Regions from separate parts of the Homo sapiens genome. Here region 1 is linked to region 2. Evidence: read pairs that join two places in POLR2A ChIA-PET (ENCODE). Cell type or tissue: GM12878. All regions are shown on one strand. Links, peaks and the distances in the headings refer to the core of each region. The heading gives the core; the rest is flanking DNA.

Region 1 (9,946 bases), core at 2,912-7,911, 110 kb before region 2:
AGCACCCAGCTGGGCCACTTACCTGACCCCCTTGCTCGAGGAGTGACAGGCCCGTTGGATTTCTCTTCCAGGTCTTTCAGTTTGCAGTCAAAGAATCACTTATCCTGAAGCTGCCAACAGATGAGCTCATGAACCCCTCACAGAAGAAGAAAAGAAAGCACAGGCAAGAAGGGTTGGACAAAGTGTTTTGTTTTACAGCCAGGCTGTTCCCTGTGCTCTGACCTCCCCTTGGAGTTCCCATCTGCCTCCCTCTTTAGCAACCGCACAGGCTGTGTGAGCCCATCAGCTTGGCATCACATGACTGAGAGCCAGCCTCCTGAGTGCTCCCTGAGGGTCTGTGCCTTAGATCAGCCCTCTTCTTGTCCCCCAGTGCTGTGGACCATAACTGTCTGTTTTTCTATTTAAGCTTCTGGCCAATAGGACATGAGCTGGCCTCATGGCTCCACCCTGAAGCCATTTCTCCTTGTTGGTTTTGTTACCACCTTACCCATTTCTCAACTCTGATCAGAGTTTATTTATTTGTTTGGTTTGTGTTGTTTTTCTGAGTTACATGATAGCCTTTACTTAGGTTGGAAGTTTTTAAAAAAATTCTGCACCCTGGCCCTGTTCCCTAGTGACTATCACCTATCAGAGGAAGGAGCTGACACCACTTCTAGATACAGAAGGAAATCCCTGTGGCTCCTCCCTTTCAGTTCTTTCAGAGAAGATTCCTGAAAGGCCTTCCCACCTCCCCATCTTGAAACTCCCCCATATCTCCACCTCCACAAAGACAAAGGGAGAGATTTGGAGAGAAACAATAGCTTTATAATAGACCAATAGGCTTGGGCTTTCTTTTATTTCTGTGTTGTGTTCTTTTATGTTATTTGCTTGTTTGGGAGGGGTTGTGTTTAAGTTTAACTCTTGTAGCACAGGCCAGCTGGATTTAGGATGGACTCTAGCTTCTGTGTACCAAAGTCGTCCTGTTGAGGGGTTTGGGAAGATACTCCCCAGTCATCAAACACAGTCCCTCAGAGCAAGTCACGTTGTCATTTACCTGCATTTGCAGAGCTCCCTAGGGCCGTGACTGAGACCTGTCCTTCCTGTCTTTTTCAGATTGTGGGCTGCACACTGCAGGAAGATTCAGCTGAAGAAAGGTAAGTTCTACCAGGGCATTCTTCAGCAGTTCAGCTGGAGGCCTCACTCTGTGGTCATCACCCTACCCCACCTCCAGCTGCACTTGTTGACCCTGTGCCACTTCCGCAGATTGCAGAATTCTCTGCAGCAACTGAGAACAGCTGAGCCTCTCACTGCAACTGAGAAGACCTCTTAGGAGGTAACATTAAGGGCCTTGTGGTCTGTGATTTTTCTTTTTTTTGAGATGGAGCCTCGCTCTGTCACCCAGGCTGGAGTGCAGTGGCACAATCTTGGCTCACTGCAACCTCCGCCTCCCGGGTTCAAGCAATTCTCCTGCCTCAGCTTCCCAAGTAGCTGGGATTACAGGCATGTACCACCATGCCTGGCTAATTTTTGTATTTTTAGTAGAGACGGGGTTTCACCATGTTGGCCAGGCTGGTCTCGAACTCCTGACCTCAAATGATCCACCTGCCTCGGCCTCGCAAAGTGCTGGGATTACAGGCGTGAGCCACTGTGCCTGGCCAGTATGTGACTTTTCTAGTGTGCCATTTGCTAGGTTCCAGACCTCATTTAATGTTTAGAATAGCTTCCCTGTTGTCCCAGACCATCTCCACACCCTCCCCACAAAGCAGATCACCCCACTGCAGCTTATGAACAACGGTCATCCCTGTCTTCTCACTTCAGGTGCTAAATGTGTGTCCAAGGAGATTGTTAGGACCAGCCTCCTCTGAATCAGGGCAGCTGGACACTTGGGAGGGAAGACAGCTGGAGAGTATGGTCACAGCAGCATCCTCCTCTGTTTTCTTTCCTAGATAACTCTTCCACACAAGTGTACAACTACCAACCCTGCGACCACCCAGACCGCCCCTGTGACAGCACCTGCCCCTGCATCATGACTCAGAATTTCTGTGAGAAGTTCTGCCAGTGCAACCCAGACTGTAAGTGTGCTACGTTTTCTGTATAGTCTACCAAAACAGTTGGCTCCAGTGTGCCCTAGGCTTGCCCCATTCCTGTGCCCTTTACTGCTTATGGCCTTCTGATATCCCCTTTGCTGTGTTTTAGGGATTCTACAAATGAAATAAGTGCATGAGATCTGGGAGAGTCGTTTCTGGAAAACGTTTAGGTTCATGATTCTAAAAGCAGCAATTACACAGAAATCAGATACTTTCCCAACTTTGTCTTCTAGGGGAGAATTAAGAAATGTGGGGGGCAGCAGGCGCAGTCACTCACGCCTGTAATCCCAGCACTTTGGGTAGGCGGATCACTTGAGGTCAGGAGTTCAAGACCAGCGTGGCCAACTTGGCGAAACCTCATCTCTACTAAAAATAAAAAAATTAGGCCAGGTGTGGTGGCTCACGCCTATAATCCCAGCACTTGGAAGGCCAAGTCGGGCAGATCACTTAAGGTCAGGACTCAAGACCAGCCTGGCCAACATGGTGAACCCCGTCTCTACTAAGAATACAAAAATTAGCCAGACATGGTGGTACATGCTTGTAGTCCCAGCTACTTGGGAGGCTGAGGCACAAGAACTGCTTGAACCCAGAGGGCAGAGGCTGCCAGTGAGCCAAGATTGTGCCACTGCACTCCAGCCTGGGCAACAGAGCAAGACTCTGTCTCAAAAAGAAAAGAAATGTGGGACTCTTTTTTTTTTTTTTAAGTTACAGCCCCAGTTTCCCTTTTCTGAATACTGTTTTAAAAAATTTTTTATTCAGATATTTTTTGTTTGTGATTCTGTGTATGTCTATTTTCATTTCATAGCTGGAGTTTTAATATCAGGTAGAAGACAGGGGCCTGGATGTCAGCAGAGACATCCGGGTACTTATCTTTTACTTCTTATCCCACCATGCCCTTCCCAACTCAAAGCTGAGCAGTTTGATGGCAGTCCCCACAGCTTGCAGAACTTGGTGCCCAGGCGGTTTTGCTGGAGGAAATACCTCCTAACCCATAGCAGATAGTGATCTTAGCCGCAGCAGAGAAGTGGTTGCGCTGGGTTGGGCAGTGGGTGGAGAAGGATGGCATAGAACGGATGCATTCTGTTCTCAAAATGATACTTGTTTTGATGGTGACAATTTACCAGTGAAACACACTGATTTCATATTCTCTGGGGTACTCTCCACCTCAGTGGGAGGGAGAGGATTGTTGGGGAATCTCTAGGGGACACTTCTTATTAGTATACCTGCTTTTTTTTTCATTTTTTAAATTTTTTTGAGACAGGATCTCAGCTCTGTTGCTCAGGCTGGAGAGAAGTGGCACAATTATGGCTCACTGCAGCCTCAACCTCCCTGGCTCAAGCCATTCATCCCCCTACATCCATCAAGCCTGGGACTACAGGCAGGTGTCACCACACATGGCTATTTTTTTTTTTAATTTTTTTGTGGAGACAGGATCTCCCTATGTTGCCCAGCCTGGTTTTGAACTCCTGGGCTCAGGTGATTCTCCTGCCTTGGCCTCCCAAAGTGCTAGGATTACAGGCATGAGCCACCATGCTTGACCACACCTGCTTTTTTGACTCGAAGGCATGAATGTTGGGAAGCACTCAGTTTTCTATGGACAAAACTTGTGTATTTGATTATTGGGAAGGGAGCTTCCTCTTATTTTGCCAAACATCCTTGAACACAAAAAATTTACTTCTTTGCTGTCCCTTGAGTCAACCACAAGCCCCAGTATTAGCTTATTTCCCTTCTAAGACTTACCTGTCTTCCCTTCCCAGGTCAGAATCGTTTCCCTGGCTGTCGCTGTAAGACCCAGTGCAATACCAAGCAATGTCCTTGCTATCTGGCAGTGCGAGAATGTGACCCTGACCTGTGTCTCACCTGTGGGGCCTCAGAGCACTGGGACTGCAAGGTGGTTTCCTGTAAAAACTGCAGCATCCAGCGTGGACTTAAGAAGGTGAGGCCTTTCCTCAGGACCCCACACCACATAAAATGGAGGGGGAAGGAAGGAACGGTCCCAAGCATTCTCTTTCCACTGGTTCTTTTGAGGCTTTATATGTGAAAGTGCTTGATAAATCCTAAAAGACACATATTTACTGAATTAATAAAGGCTTCAGTCCCAGTAGGGCTTAGAAAAATGGTTCCTGGCCAGGTGTGGTGGCTCATGCCTGTAATCCCAGCAGTTTGGGAGGCCGAGGCCAGCGGATCATGAGGTCAAGAGTTCGAGACCAGCCTGGGCAACATGGTGAAACCCTGTCTCTACTAAAAATATAAAAATTAGCCAGGCATGGTGGTGCATGCCTGTAATCCCAGCTACTCAGAAGGCTGAGGTAGGAGAATCGCTTGAACCTGGGAGGTGGAGGTTGCAGCAAGCCGAGATCGCACCACTGCACTCCAGCCTGGGACAGAGTGAGATTCCATCTCCAAAAAGAGAAAGAAAAGTGGTTCCTTGAACTGGCCAGACAAAAAGGAGCTGCGAGGTGTATGCACCTTTGGTGATGTCTATGTTTACCTCACACATTGCAGTGAATTCCTATAGACTAAGGCCCAGGAGGGCTCCATGGATAAAGGAAGAGATATCCTATTTCCGTTCGTCACCACCTCCCATTTTCTTTTCTCTCCCAAGCAGAAAAGAATGGGTTAGACCTTTTTCTGCTTTCAGATCCTCTTAACAGTTGCTGGTTCTTTCCACCCCACCCCCACCACACATGTGCACATCCAGCACACACCCCCTACTCATGCACACCCTGTAGTCTGAGACTTGGCCCCCTCTTCCCCAGCACCTGCTGCTGGCCCCCTCTGATGTGGCCGGATGGGGCACCTTCATAAAGGAGTCTGTGCAGAAGAACGAATTCATTTCTGAATACTGTGGTGAGGTGAGTGCTATAGTTTTGGCCCACATTCTTACTCGGGGGAGACTGATGAGAAACTCTGATTTTCTGTGGGCCAGGCTTCTTTGAATTAATCTCTAAATAACTCAGCTGTGTTCTCACGTGGCCTCTTGGGGAGATCCCACAGAACCGTTTGCAGTACTGAAACCACTGTTCAACTCTTTGGCAACTCCAGACACAAGAGATGAGGGGGGCTCTTTTCAGCCTTAAAACTGGTTGGCCTGGGTGGGAATTGGAACAGCATAACTTGAACTTGCTCTCTTGTGATTCTCATCATGATGCTCAGTAAGCACCCATGTGAGATACCACCCAGCCCTTTCTGGGGGCAGGGTACCATGCCCTGAGCAGGCAGCCTGATACTCCTATTTGTTATTTGTCTATCTCTCTAGCTCATCTCTCAGGATGAGGCTGATCGACGCGGAAAGGTCTATGACAAATACATGTCCAGCTTCCTCTTCAACCTCAATAATGGTATGAAGTCACTTTGTCTCATCCCAAGGTGGTCTTTTTTTTTTTTCTTTTTTTGAGACGGAGTCTTGCTCTGTTGCCCAGGCTAGGGTGCAATGGTGCGATCTTGGCTCACTGTAGCCTCTACCCTCTGCCTCCCGGGTTCAAGTGATTCTCCTGCCTCAGCCTCCCGAGTAGCTGGGACTACAAGCACCTGCCACCATGCCCGGCTAATATTTTTGTATTTTTAGTAGAGACTGGGTTTCACCATGTTGGCCAGGCTGGTATCGAACTCCTGGCCTCAAGTGATCCACCCGCCTCGGCCTCCCAAAGTGCTAGGATTACAGGAGTAAGCCACCGCACTTGGCCCCAAGGTGATCTTTCTACCAGATTGCCCTTGCTGTAGTCCAAGTTTAGATCAGCTCCGAATCTTCCAGCAGATGCATAGAGCAAGGGGGCAGGATCACACTTGGGGATCCCACAGGCCACAGTGCCCTTGCTTTGGAAGAACCTCCATTTCTGGGTTCTGTTTGTAATAGGAGTGCTGAGCGTCTTTACCTGAGAAATCTCCCTGCCCAGTAGATGAGAAGATCCATAATTCAAAGAGGGACCCAAAGGGAGTGCTCCCACACAAGGCTGAATTCTGAGGCTGCATGCTTTCCTCTGCTCCTGTTAGCACACTGGGCTTCAACATTCCCATCAGACTAAAGTGTTTCTGTTACCATTTAACTGATTTTAAATTCAAGCTGAGAAGCTGTGGAATTGCCTGCTGTGCTTATGGTTTTCCTTGATTTACTTTATACAGATTTTGTAGTGGATGCTACTCGGAAAGGAAACAAAATTCGATTTGCAAATCATTCAGTGAATCCCAACTGTTATGCCAAAGGTGAGTCCCAGTAACCTGGGAGGTGGGGTGGGGGATGGATGCCTCTTTACTGTGATTTCCATTCGTTGTTGAACATTTTCCTTAGCTGAGCTATTTTTTGTCCAAAGATAATCATGATTAATATCTGGTATCATTTTAGGCCCCTCTCAATCTTAGTTTTCTAATCTGCTTTTTTCAGCGAATACATTATAAACACTTTCCCACAAACATGATTTAACCAGCCTGAGCAACATAGTGAGACCCATCTCACAAAATAATAATAGGCTGGGTGTGGTGGCTTACGCCTGTAATCCCAGCACTTTGGGAGGCTGAGGCAGGTGGATCACTTGAGGCCAGGAGTTCAAGACCAGCCTAGCAAACATGGTGAAACCCCATCTCTACTAAAAATACAAAAATCAGCTGGGGGGCGTGGTGGTGTGCACCTGTAGTCCCAGCTACTCAGGTGGCTGAGGCACAAGAATCGCTTGAACCCTGGAGGCAGAGGTTGCAATGAGCCAAGATCATGCCACTGCACTCCAGCCTGGGCAACAGAGCAAGACTCTGTCTCAAAAAACAAAACAAAACAAAACAAAAAACCCCACTTATAATAATAATAAAGATAATTTTTCTGCCATAATAACAGATCTAAAAGCATAGAGGCAACTACCATATTGACTACTTTCTAATTCCATTTGATTCATGTTTTCACTGGGAATTTGGAGAAAATCAACCCAGAAGCCTACTGGTTATTGACTTGGAGTTGGGTAGGAACCTAGCCTCGGGTTTATCCTGCTTGCAGTGGTCATGGTGAATGGAGACCATCGGATTGGGATCTTTGCCAAGAGGGCAATTCAAGCTGGCGAAGAGCTCTTCTTTGATTACAGGTGAGGTGCCAGTAATGGTCCTTGGGATGTGGCCCAGGAATTGGAAAGAGTGGCTGTTGGAATAGATTTGGGGGCTCAGGGAGGGTAATGGAGATGGAGGAGAGAGTCTCCCGGTGAATAAGGCTGTGTCCCTTGTTCTGATATCTGGTGCCTTGCCTCAGAAGTGGGACCATTGTAAACAGCCCTTAAGGAGTGGGAGGGGAAGTGAAACGGGAGGGGACTCCGCCTTTTCAATCACAAAAGTCATGAGAGTAACCTGGTTCCTCTTCCCTGCTCTGGGACAGGTACAGCCAAGCTGATGCTCTCAAGTACGTGGGGATCGAGAGGGAGACCGACGTCCTTTAGCCCTCCCAGGCCCCACGGCAGCACTTATGGTAGCGGCACTGTCTTGGCTTTCGTGCTCACACCACTGCTGCTCGAGTCTCCTGCACTGTGTCTCCCACACTGAGAAACCCCCCAACCCACTCCCTCTGTAGTGAGGCCTCTGCCATGTCCAGAGGGCACAAAACTGTCTCAATGAGAGGGGAGACAGAGGCAGCTAGGGCTTGGTCTCCCAGGACAGAGAGTTACAGAAATGGGAGACTGTTTCTCTGGCCTCAGAAGAAGCGAGCACAGGCTGGGGTGGATGACTTATGCGTGATTTCGTGTCGGCTCCCCAGGCTGTGGCCTCAGGAATCAACTTAGGCAGTTCCCAACAAGCGCTAGCCTGTAATTGTAGCTTTCCACATCAAGAGTCCTTATGTTATTGGGATGCAGGCAAACCTCTGTGGTCCTAAGACCTGGAGAGGACAGGCTAAGTGAAGTGTGGTCCCTGGAGCCTACAAGTGGTCTGGGTTAGAGGCGAGCCTGGCAGGCAGCACAGACTGAACTCAGAGGTAGACAGGTCACCTTACTACCTCCTCCCTCGTGGCAGGGCTCAAACTGAAAGAGTGTGGGTTCTAAGTACAGGCATTCAAGGCTGGGGGAAGGAAAGCTACGCCATCCTTCCTTAGCCAGAGAGGGAGAACCAGCCAGATGATAGTAGTTAAACTGCTAAGCTTGGGCCCAGGAGGCTTTGAGAAAGCCTTCTCTGTGTACTCTGGAGATAGATGGAGAAGTGTTTTCAGATTCCTGGGAACAGACACCAGTGCTCCAGCTCCTCCAAAGTTCTGGCTTAGCAGCTGCAGGCAAGCATTATGCTGCTATTGAAGAAGCATTAGGGGTATGCCTGGCAGGTGTGAGCATCCTGGCTCGCTGGATTTGTGGGTGTTTTCAGGCCTTCCATTCCCCATAGAGGCAAGGCCCAATGGCCAGTGTTGCTTATCGCTTCAGGGTAGGTGGGCACAGGCTTGGACTAGAGAGGAGAAAGATTGGTGTAATCTGCTTTCCTGTCTGTAGTGCCTGCTGTTTGGAAAGGGTGAGTTAGAATATGTTCCAAGGTTGGTGAGGGGCTAAATTGCACGCGTTTAGGCTGGCACCCCGTGTGCAGGGCACACTGGCAGAGGGTATCTGAAGTGGGAGAAGAAGCAGGTAGACCACCTGTCCCAGGCTGTGGTGCCACCCTCTCTGGCATTCATGCAGAGCAAAGCACTTTAACCATTTCTTTTAAAAGGTCTATAGATTGGGGTAGAGTTTGGCCTAAGGTCTCTAGGGTCCCTGCCTAAATCCCACTCCTGAGGGAGGGGGAAGAAGAGAGGGTGGGAGATTCTCCTCCAGTCCTGTCTCATCTCCTGGGAGAGGCAGACGAGTGAGTTTCACACAGAAGAATTTCATGTGAATGGGGCCAGCAAGAGCTGCCCTGTGTCCATGGTGGGTGTGCCGGGCTGGCTGGGAACAAGGAGCAGTATGTTGAGTAGAAAGGGTGTGGGCGGGTATAGATTGGCCTGGGAGTGTTACAGTAGGGAGCAGGCTTCTCCCTTCTTTCTGGGACTCAGAGCCCCGCTTCTTCCCACTCCACTTGTTGTCCCATGAAGGAAGAAGTGGGGTTCCTCCTGACCCAGCTGCCTCTTACGGTTTGGTATGGGACATGCACACACACTCACATGCTCTCACTCACCACACTGGAGGGCACACACGTACCCCGCACCCAGCAACTCCTGACAGAAAGCTCCTCCCACCCAAATGGGCCAGGCCCCAGCATGATCCTGAAATCTGCATCCGCCGTGGTTTGTATTCATTGTGCATATCAGGGATACCCTCAAGCTGGACTGTGGGTTCCAAATTACTCATAGAGGAGAAAACCAGAGAAAGATGAAGAGGAGGAGTTAGGTCTATTTGAAATGCCAGGGGCTCGCTGTGAGGAATAGGTGAAAAAAAACTTTTCACCAGCCTTTGAGAGACTAGACTGACCCCACCCTTCCTTCAGTGAGCAGAATCACTGTGGTCAGTCTCCTGTCCCAGCTTCAGTTCATGAATACTCCTGTTCCTCCAGTTTCCCATCCTTTGTCCCTGCTGTCCCCCACTTTTAAAGATGGGTCTCAACCCCTCCCCACCACGTCATGATGGATGGGGCAAGGTGGTGGGGACTAGGGGAGCCTGGTATACATGCGGCTTCATTGCCAATAAATTTCATGCACTTTAAAGTCCTGTGGCTTGTGACCTCTTAATAAAGTGTTAGAATCCATTTTGGCAAGTTGTGTACTGTGTGCTTTGGGGCTGGAAGGATCCAGGGATGGGGTCCAGGAGCAGGTTGGGCCGAAGCATCAGCATTCTGATCCCCACTTACCCACTGAGATCTGGGAAAGGGGGAGATGGGGGTTCTGGCAAGAGCCAGTCAGTCAAGTCCCTGGAAGGTGATGCAAGGATTCTGAGAGCTCCTTCTAGAAATTCCTGAGC
Region 2 (8,363 bases), core at 3,280-8,279:
AAAAAAAAAAAAAGATGGAGATAGATGTAGATACCTTGTCACCATAGTATTCCAAGGTTTTCATACTTTTTTTTTTTTCAGGTACCAGAGAATTTATGGTGGCCATATCAGAGGTCTTCCAGCCTAGATTACTTCTGGTCACTGATCTGTTATTGTCTCTAGCATAATAATAGAAATGTCAGGCCGTTCCTTCCAATAGCTTGTGTTTTCATTAGTCTCAACCTCATCTGTGAATGAGTGATTTGGGGGAAGAATGTGAGAGTCAACAAGCATGTATCCTGACAGGATCAGAAAAGAACAGGTTTGGGTAACTTTTTGGTTTGACTTGTACTCTGAGATCAGAGGAGGGTAAATGAACACTGGAAATGTGTGAACTCCAAGCTCCCTCTCCCACCTAACATGAAGAGATAGTTCAAGGAGGCCTACATAACTGCTGAGCTCTTTCAGTTTTTTTTTTTTTTTTTTTTTTTTGCTGGGGAATCGGGGGTTGTTGGGCTGGACAGGGTCTCCCTCTGTTGCCCAGGCTGGAGTGCAGTGGCACAATCATAGCTCACTGCAGCCTCTACCTCCTGGGCTCCAGCAGTCCTCTTGCCTCAGTCTTCCAAGTAGCTGGGACTAGAGGCACATGCCACTGGGCCCAGCCTATTTGCAAAACTTTTGTAGAGACAGAATCTCAATATGTTGCCCAGGCTGGTCTCAAACTCCTCATCTCTAACAGCCCTCCCGGCTTGGTCTCCTAAAGTGCTAGGATTACAGGCATGACCCACTGCACCTTGACTGCTTTGTGGTTTTTAACAATCTGTGAATCTACATAGTCTATGAATTAGGAATATTGTTTTGGAGCAGTCCACAAGCTGAGTCCCAAGTAGAGATCTCTGTTGGGATCTGCTTTTTGCAGTCACTAGTCTCAGTGAACCATACTGTATTTCTAGGAGGTTATTATAGAATTTGTTATTTCACAAATGAAATGTAAAAATTTTATTTTTGTCCGCCCCCCCAAAAAAATAAATAAATAAAAATGACCCAAAAAAGTGATTAAGGATATACAGCAATTCTGAGTTAGAAGGTTAGGATTTGAGTAAAAAATAATAGAAACAAGAAATGGAAGATGGGGAGCCCATTTAAGTAGAGATATTTGTTCTGTTAAAAAAAATCTACACATCTGATTTCTTTTCTTTTTTTTTTTTTTGAGACGGAGTCTCGCTCTGTCGCCCAGGCTGGAGTACAGTGGCGCGATCTCGGCTCACTGCAAGCTCCACCTCCCGGGTTCACGCCAGTCTCCTGCCTCAGCCTCCCGAGTAGCTGGGACTACAGGCGCCCGCCACCATGCCCACCTAATTTTTTGTATTTTTAGTAGAGACCGGGTTTCACCGTTTTAGCCAGGATGGTCTCAATCTCCTGACCTCGTGATCCGCCCGCCTCGGTCTCCCAAAGTGCTGGGATTACAGGCGTGAGCCACCGCGCCCGGCTACACATCAGATTTCTAATGAAATCTGTTGAGTGAATGTTCCTGATGATAGTCTTTGCAGGGTTCTTGTCTTTGTGAGCCGAGAAGACTCCCAAGGATGCCTTGGTTTATTTACTTCCCCTCTCTTTACCTTTAGTTTTTATCTGCCCTAATTGTATGGTTGAGTGCTTTCTCTCCACTGTTAGCAGCTAGCTGATTTCATTTCTGGTTTTTTTGCAAGCAACAACTGTCACTGCATGATATAGGTTGGGTTAATTTTTCCTTTGAATTTACCGGTGACTTGGGCTCATTAACCAGGCGGTCACAAGTGCTGTACAGTAACAGGCTTTCTGTCCCTGTAGAATGGGATGCTTTGTTTTGAAGTGCCCTTGAGACAATCTTAATCTGTAATAACAAAGGAACCTAGAAATCATGTCTTTGAAAATAGACATGTGGTCATTATTTATGATTATAGCAAACTTTAATTTACTGGTACTAATAGTGAGGCTCCATGGTATAGTTAATCACAAAAGTTTATGTTTGGTTCTGGAATTTCTCACGATGTTTCTGGACACCAATTGCTATTCCAGGGATATTTTATTTAGACTGATCATTTAATTGGATTTTAGTCCCTGACAGAGTGGAGGGACAGTTCACAAAAGGGGAAAAAAAAATCAATGGATATATAAAATTTCACTCTCACAAATAAGAAAAGAATTCAAATATATGTAAATGGAAATTATTTACTAATTTCTATCTTAAGTTTTTTTTTTGGCGGGGGACAGGATCTCACTGTCGCCCAGGCTCGAGAGCAGTGGTGTGATCATGGCTTATTGCAACCTCAACCTCTGGGCTCAAGCCATCCTCCCACCTCAGCCTCTCAGGTAGTGGGGACTACAGGTGTGTGTCACCACACCTGGTTAATTGTTTTGTATTTTTCGTAGAAACAAGGTTTCACCATGTTGCCCAGGCTGGTCTTGAACTCCTGGGCTCCAGCAGTCCACCCACCTTGGCCTCCCAAAGTGCTGGGATTACAGGTGTGAGCCTCCACACCTGGCCTTAAGTATTTTTAATGATCATAATTAATTCTGGGGAAAATATGGAAAAATGGGCATATGGCTGATAGGAACATAAATTGGACAGCCTTTCTAGCAAGTAGTTTGGTAACATATTTTAAGCCACTTAAGAAGCTTTTCCAGGGCTGGGGGAAATGGAGAAAGAATACTAATGGGTATGGGTTTCTTTTGGAGTGATGAAAATGTTCTGAAATTACATAAGGCTATTAGTCGTACAGCATTGTGATTTTTTTTTCATCTCTGCTGCTGGCAGATGAATTGAAAGAGAATTTTATCGTATACAAACCATTATCTCAATAAAGCTATTTTCTTACTTTTTTTTTTTTGAAACGGAGTCTTACTCTGTGGCCCAGACTGGAGTGCAGTGGCATGATCTCAGCTCACTGCAACCTCTGCCTCCCAGATTCAAGCAGTTCTCCTGCCTCAGCCTCCCAAGTAGCTGGGACTACCGGCGTGCACCACCATGTCTTGGCTGATTTTTGTATTTTTAGTAGAGATGGAGTTTCACCATGTTGGCCAAAGTGGTCTTGAACTCTTGACCTCAAGTGACCCACCTGCCTCGGCCTCCCAAAGGCTGGGATTACAGGTGTGAGCTACGGTGCCCGACCAATAAAGCTATTTGTTTAAAATAGTTAATGCCTTTGACCCAGTAACATGCTCAGTGATGTATAGTTCAGCTTTTATTACATCAAAAAATTGGAAACTTTTGGCTGGGCGCAGTGGCTCATGCCTATAATTCTCAGCACTTTGGGAGGCCGAGGCAGGCAGGTCACCTAAGGTCGGGAATTCAAGACCAGCCTGACCAACAATGGAGAAACCCCATCTCTACTAAAAATGCCAAATCAGCCGGGCATGGTGGCGCATGCCTGTAATCCCAGCTACCTTGGGAGGCTGAGGCAGGAGAATCCGTTGAACCTGGGAGGCAGAGGTTGTGGTGACCCGAGATCGCGCCACTGCACTCCAGCCTGGGCAACAAGAGCAAGACTCCGTCTCAAAAAAAAAAAAAAAAAAAAAGTTGGAACCTTCTTAGTTTATTTTTCGTTTATTTTTCTTTTCTTTTTTTTTTTTGAGAGAGTCTCGCTCTGTCTGTTGCCCAGGCTGGAGTGCAGTGGCGCGATCTCGGCTCACTGCAAGCTCCGCCTCTCAGGTTCACGCCATTCTCCTGCCTCAGCCTCCCGAGTAGCTGGGACTCCAGGCGCCCACCACCACTCCCGGCTAATTTTTTGTATTTTTTAGTAGAGCCAGGGTTTCACCGTGTTAGCCAGGATGGTCTCGATCTCCTGATCTCGTGATCTGCCTGCCTCAGCCTCCCAAAGTGTTGGGATTACAGGCTTGAGCCACCGTCTTAGTTTATTTTATTTTATTTGAGATGGAGTCTTCCTGTGTTGCCCAGGCTGGAGTGCAGTGGCACAATCTCAGCTCACTGCAACCTCCGCCTCCCGGATTCAAGCAGTTCTCCTGCCTCAGCCTCCTGAGTAGCTGGGATTACGGGCACCCGCCACCATGCCTAGCTAATTTTTGTATTTTTAGGTAGAGATGGGGTTTCACCATGTTGGCCAGGCTGGTCTTGAACTCCTGATGTCAAGTGATCTACCTGCTTCAGCCTCCCAAAGTGCTGGAATTACAGGTTTGAGCCACTGCGCCTGGCCCATTCATTGTTTTTTTTGAGAGAAGGTTTCACTCTGTCACCCAGGCTAGATTGCAGTGGTGTGATCATGGCTCACTGTACCCTGGAACTCCTGAGCTCAAGTGATCATTCCACCTCATGGCTGATGAGACCACAGGAGTTCATCACCACATCAGGCTAATTGTCTATGTATTATGTGAAAAAGTTTTAAAACCATAGTGTTTTTATATGTGAATTTTTTAATGAAGAGAATAGCCTGTCTTCACACTTTTTAGAGTACATATGTGGATAATGGATCATTTTAAAAATATTTTATTATGGAAAGCTTAAAACATGTGTAAGTAGGCAGAATAATATTGTGTGCCACCATGTACATAATATTATTTTTTTCAATTCCTGGCCAATTTTGTGTCTTCCATACCCCAGTTCTTTTCTACGTCTTCCTTATTGTTTGACACAAATTATTGATGTGTCATATCATTTAATCTAGGTATTTCAGTATATTTTTCTGAAAAAGAGACTTTAAGAAACATCTGCCATCATTATCACATGCAAAAAATTAATGATTCTAGTCAGTGTTCACATTTCCAATTTTCTTATAAATGTCATAAATGATACTTTTTTTTTTCTTTTCGAGACAGGGTCTTGCTCTGTCTCCCAAGCTGGAGTGCAGTGGCACAATCAGAGCTCACTGCAACCTCAACCTTCTGGCTCTAGCAATCCTCCCACCTCAGCTTCCCAAGTAAATGGGAGTACAAGCGTGCACCACCACACCTAGCTAATGTTTTTCTTTTCAGTAGAGATGAGGTCTTGCTGTGTTGCCTAAGCTGGTCTCAAACTCTTTGACTCAAGTGATCCTCCTGCCTCGGCCTCCCAAAGTATTGGGATTACAGGCTTTAGGTACCACATGTGGCCTGTTGTGTGTGGTTTTATTTGTTGTTTTTTTTTTAAACTCTTTTTTTCCCCACAAACCAATTTGTTAGTGTTTAGGTGGTTTTTTCTGTTTTGCTTTTTTGTTTTTTGAGATAGGGTCTCGCTCTGTCACCCAGGCTGGGGTACAGTGGCACGATAACGGCTCGCTGCAACCTCAGTTTCCCGGACTCAAGCTGTCATCCCACCTCAGCCTGTTGAGTAGCTGGGATTACAGGTGCCCGCCACTATGCCCAGCTAATTTTTTGTATTTTTAGTAGAGACGGGGTTTCGCCATGTTGGCCAGGCTTGTCTCGAACTCCTGACCTCAGGTGATCCACCTGCCTTGGCTTCCCAAAGTGCTGGGATTACAGACGTGAGCCACCATGCCTGTACTTTTTTTTCGATAAACATGAATTCATGTTAGTTGTATAATTTTTTTTTTTTTTTTTTGAGACGGAGCCTTACTCTGTCACCCAGGCTGGAATGCAATGGCACAATCTCAGCTCACTGCAACCTCTGCCTCCTGGGTTCAAGCGATTGTCCTGCCTCAGCCTCCTGAGTAGCTGAGATTACAGGCATACACCACCACGCCCGGCTAATTTTGTATTTTTAATAGACATGGAGTTTCTCCATGTTAGCTAGGCTGGTCTCAAACTCCCGATCTCAGGTTATCCACCCACCTAAGGCTCCCAAAGTGCTGGGATTATAGGCATGAGCCACTGTGCCCAGCCAACAACCCTATTTCAATTTTTCCAGCCTACCACCTAAAGGATACTGTGACTATATGTAAGATTAAAGAATAAAAGCAGTTTAACAGAAATAAGCCTCTAGAGCTGCCTCAGGCCATTGATCTTCTCTCTAAAGCCAGTGCATCATCCCAACAAACAAGCACATTTAACAAGGCCAAGGAGAAGAGCTCTAGGGTTTCTTGCTCCCCAGTGCTGCTGCTTCCCTTCCCCAGCAGCAGCACATGGCATCGCTGTTTTCTCCAGAGTACTTGAAAGGGCTCTCTAGGGAGGCTTGCCAGACTGTTGGCAATTTCCCCTTCCCAGAGCACGATTACTAACACAAATAGAAACTAGGGTAGGGAAAGGATATTAAGCTCTCCTAAGAAGGTTGGTTTTCCAGAGATGATGGCAATAAAAACATATCCCTTATAATAAACTGGTAAACATTAAAAAAAAAAGACTGTTTTCTAAGACCTGGACTATTTAAATTGCTTGTTACAGCCCTTACCTTCCATTCTTATAAGCTATGCTTCAATTCAATTCAACATACCTTTGAGTACCTGTTACATGCCAAGGCCTTGTGGTAAGAAGCCCAGTTACAGAAAAAAATAAGACACAAACTTTACTCTCAAGTAAATTCATGTGTGTTTGTGTTCACGATATAACGTGACAGGTAATAATAACAAACAGGAAGATATCTAAGCTGTGATTTGCAAGATAAATGTTAAGGAAATGGGGCCGAAAGGTGTGGTAAGAGAGAGAAGACATTCAGATAGGGAAAACACCAATCTAGTAAGATACTTAAGGAATTGCAAGTAGTTTGATAAAACTGAAATATAAAAAACAAAGGGAGGGAATCAGTGTGGGGAGAGAGGCAGGATCCAGATCATGAAGGCCCTTTTATGACGGGGTAATGGGATTTCATCCTGCAGATGAAGATAAGCCAATAGTTTCATAAAGGGTATATTTTCTGGGTCTTGAAGGCTAAAATTGTGAGCATCTTCCATAACAAGATTAATCCTTGTCCATAAATCAATTTTAGTCCCAGATTTATCTTTTTTTGGAACAAGCCACAATAATAACTTCAGAGGAAGAGGCCGGGTGCGGTGGCTCACGTCTGTAATCCCAGCACTTTGGGAGGCTGAGGCGGGTGGATCATGAGGTCAGGAGATCGAGACAATCCTAGCTAACATGGTAAAACCCCGTCTCTACTAAAAATACAAAAAATTAGCCGGGCGTGGTGGCGGGCGCCTGTAGTCCCAGCTACTCGGGAGGCTGAGGCAGGAGAATGGCATGAACCCGAGAGATGGAGCTTGCAGTGAGCCGAGATCGCACCACTGTACTCCAGCCTGGGCAACAGAGCGAGACTCCGTCTCAAAAAAAAAAAAAAAAAAAAAAACTTCAGAGGAAGAAGAGTTTTCTTTGTGGTATAAAATAACGTTTCTTGGCCAGGCGCGGTGGCTTATGCCTGTAATCCCAACATTTTGGGAGGCTGAGGCGAGCTGATCACTTGAGATCAGGGATTCGAGACCAGCCTGGCCAACAAGACGAAACTCCGTCTCTACTAAAAATACAAAAATTAGCTGGGCGCAGTGGCGCACACCTTAACCCCAGCTACTCAGGAGGCTGAGGCAGGAGTATTACTTGAACCCTGGAGGCGGAGGTTGAAGTGAGTGGAGATCTGTGCCACTGCACTCTAGCCTGGGTGACAGAGTGAGACTCTGTCTCAAAAAAAAAAAAAAAAAAAAAAAAAAAATATATATATATATATATATATATATATATATATATATACACACAAAATATATATATACACAAAAATATATATACGAAATATATATATATATATATACACACACACACACACACACACACACAAAATAGATTCTGGCTGGGCGCGGTGGCTCATTCCTGTAATCCCAGCACTTTGGGATGCCGAGGTGGGTGGATCACAAGGTCAGGAGATCGAGATCATCCTGGCTAACATGGTGCAACCCCGTCTCTACTAAAAATACAAAAATTAGCTGGGCGTAGCGGTGCATGCCTGTAATCCCAGCTACTCAGGAGGCTGAGGCAGGAGAATTGCTTGAACCTGGGAGGCAGAGGTTGCAGTGAGCCAAGATCACGCCACTGCACTCTAGCCTGGCGACAGAGCTAAGACTCCGTCTCAAAAAAAAAAAAAAAGAAAAAATAGATTCTTCTGGCCAGGTACAGCGGCTCATGCCTCTAATCCCAGTACTTTGGGAGGTCGAAGCGGGCGGATCACTTGAGATCAGGAGTTTGAGACCAGCCTAGCCAACATGGTGAAACCTTGTCTCTATTTAAAAAATTTAAAAATTAGCTGGGCATGGTGAGGGCACCTGTAATCTCAGTTACTTGGGAGACTAGGACAGGAGAATTGCTTGAACCCAGGAGGCAGAGGTTGCAGTGAGCCAAGATGGCGCCATTGCACTTCAGCCTGGGTGACAAAGCCAGACTCTTATCTCAAAAAAAAAAAAAAAATTCTTCCAAACAGCAAAACTTAATAGACAGATCACCTCAAAGAACTAGAGTTGACCCCTCCAAGGTAACCA

The links. ChIA-PET counts read pairs that join two places held together with the same protein. Peaks named below come from ENCODE experiments on the same cell type or tissue, not always from the same donor. Only the 100,000 strongest peaks of a DNase experiment are listed, where the experiment ranks them.
Region 1: POLR2A ChIA-PET joins it to region 2 with 12 read pairs; 10 of 35 experiments call an interaction of 5 or more read pairs at or near these places.

Annotation. Positions count from the first base shown.
Region 1 is chr17:42,700,063-42,710,008 of GRCh38, reverse strand. It overlaps EZH1 (enhancer of zeste 1 polycomb repressive complex 2 subunit), which reads left to right. Exons shown (of 21, transcript NM_001991.5): 13 at 72-163; 14 at 1,093-1,133; 15 at 1,926-2,051; 16 at 3,824-4,002; 17 at 4,826-4,921; 18 at 5,326-5,407; 19 at 6,189-6,269; 20 at 7,048-7,132; 21 at 7,417-9,734. The coding sequence ends at 7,477. MIR6780A (microRNA 6780a) reads left to right here and starts at 1,858; the gene lies at 1,858-1,925. RefSeq lists an enhancer at 4,519-5,159. In GM12878, for the core only: no CTCF peak of the experiment used is centred there; DNase peaks (open chromatin) are centred at 3,148 and 4,978; H3K4me3 peaks cover 732 bases; H3K27ac peaks cover 3,747 bases.
Region 2 is chr17:42,596,803-42,605,165 of GRCh38, reverse strand. All of the region lies in intron 1 of RETREG3 (reticulophagy regulator family member 3), which reads left to right. Among named protein-coding and RNA genes, the nearest start is that of RETREG3, 8.4 kb to the left of the region's middle. In GM12878, for the core only: no CTCF peak of the experiment used is centred there; no DNase peak of the experiment used is centred there.